2 separate regions of the Mus musculus genome follow, and region 2 is linked to region 1. Evidence: chromatin loops called from intact Hi-C (ENCODE). Cell type or tissue: left cerebral cortex. All regions are shown on one strand. Links, peaks and the distances in the headings refer to the core of each region. The heading gives the core; the rest is flanking DNA. Region 1 has its middle 30 kb from the start of Gm5072. Region 2 has its middle 20 kb from the start of Gm5071.

Region 1 (2,825 bases), core at 249-2,748:
GGTTCTTTCCAGCTTCTGGCTATTATAAATAACGTTGTTATAAACATAGTGGAGCATGTCTCCTTCTTACCAGTTGGAACATCTTCTGGGTATATGCCCAGGAGAAGTATTGCTGCATCTTCCAGTAGTACTATGTCCAATTTCCTGTGACAGTACCAGACTGATTTTCTGAGTGGTTGTACAATCTTGCAATCCTACCAGCAATGAATGAGTGCTCCTCTTTCTCCACATCCTTGCCAGCATCTGCTTTCACCTGAATTTTTGATCTTAGACATTCTGACTGGTGTGAGGTGGAATCTCAGGATTGTTTTGATTTGCATTTCTCTGATGATTAAGGATGTTGAACATTTTTTTCAGGTGCTTCTCAGCCCTTTTGTATTCCTCAGTTGAGAATTCTTTGTATAGTTCTGTACCCCATTTTAATGGGGTTATTTAAATTTCTGGAGTCCAGCTTCTTGAGCTCTTTGTATGTATAGAGGACAAATTGGGGAAAAGCCTCGATGTTATGGGCACAGGGAAAAAATTCCTAAACAGAATAGCAATGGCTTGTGCTGTATGATGAAGAATTGATAAATGGGAACTCATAAAATTGCAAAGGTTCTTTAAGGCAAAAGACACTGTCAATAAGACAAAAGGGCCACCAACAGATTGCGAAAGGATTTTTACCAATCATAATCTGATAGAGGACTAATAGCCAGTATCTCTTCTAAGCATCAACAATGAACTCATTGAGAAAGAACTCAGCTGAACAACCTATTTCACATAGGCCCCAATAATATTAAATAAAGCATTCTAGAAGAAACGGAACAAAGCAAACCAAAAAAAAAAAAAAAAAAAATTTTTCTTGAATGAAAACTATGAAACCACAGGCTGAAGAAACCATTAGAAAAATCAAAAGATGCTCCCACAGTGTTTTCCTGAGTTACCATTATAAATGCTGTAAAATGACTTTCCTACCCTAAACAATCGACAGTATCAAATTTCCAAGGAAAATGCTCCCAGAGATAGGTAAGGGGTTACTGAAGGCTCAAACTCCGATGCATACCTCCACTGCTACAGCAGCTCCCTGTGAACATTAGTGCTGCTCTCAGACATTATCACAGAATATTTTTTCACTGTGATTTTCAGCAAATACAGACACTCACAACTTACTAAAGTGTGGAAAACAAGGGATGGTGGAGTGCTGAGTACTACATGCAATAATCCATTTCATACCCTTTTCCCACAAGTCTCACATAAATATCATGGAACAGGGGACAAAAAGATTTTAAGAGCTAGTTAGAAAAGATTGTTTAGTGATACTCGGAAAGGAAAGTCAATTTTTTTCAGCGTGTGACCTCTCATAGATTGTTAATGTGCATATGGGTAGCATTAGTTGGAATTTGTGAGTTCTAAATAAAAGAAGACATGAGGTTGGGAAGGTAACATGCTCAGGGGACATCTGAGTATGGCTGGTGGGGAAGATTAAAATATTATATATATATATATATACATATATATACACATATATGTATAAACACACACACACACACACACACACACACATATATATATATATATATATATATATATATATATATATATATATATATATATATGAATAGAAAAGGAAAAGAGCAATGCTAAAATGTAGAGGAATTCATAAACTTCCCCTAACAGCAAAAGCAACTCTAGGAGATAATACAAAGCTGATAGTAGCACAATAACTAACTTAAAAAAATAATTTAGAACTAGAAATACAAAAACAGAATGTCAATATAAGAACAAAAGTTGCCCAATGGGATGGACTAGACTAATGAAATAATGGAGCTATAGATATATGACTCTTGGAAATCATAAAAAGTGTCTATTGGACAAAACAGAATTTCTTTAACAAACTGTTCTGTGAATAAAAGACAGTCACATAAAACAACTAAAACTAGATACATATTTCACAATGTGTACAAAAATCAACTCACAATTAGACAATGTTAACATAAGATTACTTAATTTGAAGCCATTAAAGGAAAATACAGGGGAAACAACTCAAGATATTGTTGTCTTAGGAAAGTCCTGTCTTAAAAACCAAAAATAAAAACACAACAACAAAAATCTCCAACAATTTCAGAAATGACAGAATTGATGTATGAAAATTAAACAAACTAAAAAGCTTCTGCACAGTAAAATATAAACTGAAAGAAGAAATAGTGGAAATATTTATTATAAGCTGTTAATCTGACATCAAACTAATACTGATAAAGAGGTTAAAAAAAAGGAACACCAAATGATTTTTTAAAAAATCAAATGGGTAGACAGTTGATCTCTGCCAATAACATTCAAGTGAAGAAATACAAATAATAAACATAAAATATGCAAAAGAAAACTTTGAGAATTCATCTTACTCCAGTCAGAATAACACAGATCAAGAAAGCAACCATTAACAACTTCTGGAGTAAATTTGGGCAGAAAAAGGAAACTCATAAAACCTGGGGAGGTCGTATTTTTCAGCTGTCATGGAAATCCTAAAATAAGCTTAAATATATGTTCAGAAATATGACGAAATGGGTAAAAGCATTTTAGCTAAACCTGACAACCTAAATTCAATCCCTAAGATGTACATAGTGGAAGGGAAAAAAGCACTCCTTCAATTTGTGCTTTGACCTCCACAGATACAGAAAGATGTTTAATCATGCCCCCTTTGCATATAAAATAATAAAGAAGGAATTAAAATGTAACGAATATTTAAAAACAGCAACCAAATGATCGAGCTAAACTTTTACAATTTTTTGTTTGCTTAAATTTCTTTTTAATATGCAAATTATTTTATTTGTTTGTTGATGTTAAAG
Region 2 (2,825 bases), core at 98-2,597, 490 kb after region 1:
GATTTTTGGATTTTTTGGATTTTTTTGAGACAGGATTTCTCTGTATAGCTCTGGCTGTCCTGGAACCCACTTTGTAGACCGGGCTGGCCTCGGACTCAGAAATCTGCCTGCATCTGCCTCCCGAGTGCTGGGATTAAAGGTGTGGGCCACCATTCCTGGCTATTTGTGAACTTTTTAATAAATGCAGAAAATATAACTTGCAAATCCTCTTAAACAGCAGTCCATTGTGTGACACAAAGAAAATCTTCACCTAAAAGGAAAAATAAACCTAAAATTCCAAACTTAGAACAGATATACCTATGTGACAAGGTAAAAAGAAAGGAAAACCTACACTTTTTTCTCTCCATTATATAGTCTCCATTTCTGTGAAAAAAAAAAAAAAAACAGTGTGCTCTGCAAATCTACCTTAGGCACAGCTCTATGTGGAAGAAAATTTTTATATGCATGATCTCATTTTGATTTAATATTTGATTTAATTTTGACAATTTTATACATATACCACATACTAATGATTACATTGGCCATCCAAAATGAAGCATTTCATTGGACTTCCTGTCGTCTTTTACTTCCACTTAAAATCTTTGCTTCCACTTTTCTGTGATGTGCCATGGCTCTTTGAAGAAATGACATAGATGTCTCATTTAGGGCTGATCATTCACTAGTCATTTATTTATAGCATTTTGACCAATGATAATTCTCTGTTTTAACCATCACTCACTGCAATAAGAAATCATCCCTGACTAAGGTGGAGAGATGTATCATTATAAGATCATATGTAAGGTGGTTTGGTTACATATCTATTTAGATTAATATTGGTAGTAAGTTATGTTCTAGAGCCTGTGACATTCTCAACCATAGATGTTTGACTTGGGCGTACGATACCAAGTACATATTTCTTCCTCAAGAGGCAGTTTCAAGTCCAATTAGGAAGTAATTAGGAAGTAGTAACCTGAAAATAGTGGGAATACCTTGCCAAACAGGTTAATATAGTAATACTAAGGATCCATGGCTTGGTGAGAACCTTGAGGTCTTTCTTCTCCCAGCAGCCTGTGTAGCACCTTCGGACACTGCCAATGTTTTATGATTGGTTCCTTTTCCAGATTTCTTCTCTGAACTGTAAGATGCACTAACTGATTGGTCCTTGCTTACAAGTCCATTGTATTCACCAGTTTCACCATGCAGCATTACTCAATCAATCTCCAAACCAACAGTCAAAAGTAAAGTAATGCATGCATACTTGATTATGTGCTCCATGGTACCTTAATCAGATGTTGTAGAATCATTTCTAAAATCTTGTCTTCCTTATTCCACATTTTTCTCACCTTCTTTTTCTTATTTGAAGCTGCTGCCAAACTCTACAATTCCTACAGGCAATGGCTGGCCCTTCCTCTTCTTAATCATCTCTAGTAGTGATAGGTAAGAGCTATTCCAACAAATAGAGAAACAGTTTATGTTGGCAGAAAATAGTGAACTGACTAAAACAATGAGGTTCTGGTTTAATTAGTTGTACATTATGAGTAATCAATAGAAAAGGAAGTATATGTGTGTGTATTAAATTTTTCTTGTATACATATCTATGTCAATTGATGTTTTCATTTTGTTTTTTGTTTTGTTTTGTTTTGTTTGTTTGTTTGTTTTTGTTTTTATTTTGTTTTTCGAGACAGGTTTTTTTCTTTGTAGCCCTGGCTGTCCTGGAACTCACTTTGTAGACCAGGTTGGCCTCGAACTCTGAAATCCGCCTGCCTCTGCCTCCAAGTGCTGGGATTAAAGTCGTGCAGCACCATGCCCGGCTTACTGATATTTTCATTATGCAGATCTTGTTTAGGCAACTTTATTCTTGAGAGCTCATGAAGGAAGCATCCCTGAAATGTGAAGTATACACTGTCTCACAACAATAATTTCACTATATAATTTTATTTCCCTTTTTAAATATCCTGTGTAAATACAAATCCCTTTGAATGTAATGAAGGTTTTAAAATACATTTTTATGTTTATGTATATGATTTTTTTTTGCTTAAACATATGCCTATGCACCTTGTGTGTGAAGTGCACAAAGTAGTCTGAAGAGGGAGGACATCAGATTCCTTGGAACTGAAGTTACAGATGGTTATAAGCTACCATATGTGTATTGAGGATCAAACCTAGATTTTCCACAAGAGCAGCCAATGCTCTTATTAGAAAACATTGACACATCTCCCTAGTCCCTATCACTTGTTTAATAAAAATTCTTTATTTAAAATTTGACAATGAGCCATAAATTTACCATGCATACATCATGCTAAGAAACAAACAGCAAAAAACCAACCCATTATTCCTCAATTAAAGAAAAATGAAAACAAGTAAGAAAGTATATCTATACTTTACTTATATGCAAGAAAAGAAATAGATGTGTGCATCCCTTATATTCCATAAAGTCTCCATTACTTAAAACCTGTTATACAGACACAAAATAAAAACTGTGCCTCAGGCCCAATGGGATATGGAAGTTGTGTATCATGCAATTGGAATGAGCCCTGGCCTTAGCAGCAGTGCCATCTCTGACCATGATATTCTTTCCTTCTGTCTCTGATTTGCTGAGGTAGGTATACATTTAAAACCTATGAATCCACTTCACTTAAACAACATACATCTCTCCCAACAAAGCACTCAGCAACATATAACATGGGAGAGAAATGATTTAGTTCAAAATGCCATATTGTAATCCATCATTGCAGGAAATTCAAGACAAACTTCAAGTAGTCACACCTACACTCAAAATCAGAGAGAGAAAGAGAAAGATTTTTAATGAATACATGCTGCTCTCAGCTTGCTCTCTCCCCTTCTAT

The links. Peaks named below come from ENCODE experiments on the same cell type or tissue, not always from the same donor. Only the 100,000 strongest peaks of a DNase experiment are listed, where the experiment ranks them.
Region 2: a loop joins it to region 1, with 11 times the contacts of the local background. A loop is called at or near these places in 15 of 42 quality-filtered maps.

The regions. Positions count from the first base shown.
Region 1 is chrX:91,421,074-91,423,898 of GRCm38, forward strand. No RefSeq gene overlaps it. Among named protein-coding and RNA genes, the nearest start is that of Gm5072, 30 kb to the left of the region's middle. In left cerebral cortex, for the core only: no CTCF peak of the experiment used is centred there; no DNase peak of the experiment used is centred there.
Region 2 is chrX:91,911,405-91,914,229 of GRCm38, forward strand. No RefSeq gene overlaps it. Among named protein-coding and RNA genes, the nearest start is that of Gm5071, 20 kb to the right of the region's middle. In left cerebral cortex, for the core only: no CTCF peak of the experiment used is centred there; no DNase peak of the experiment used is centred there.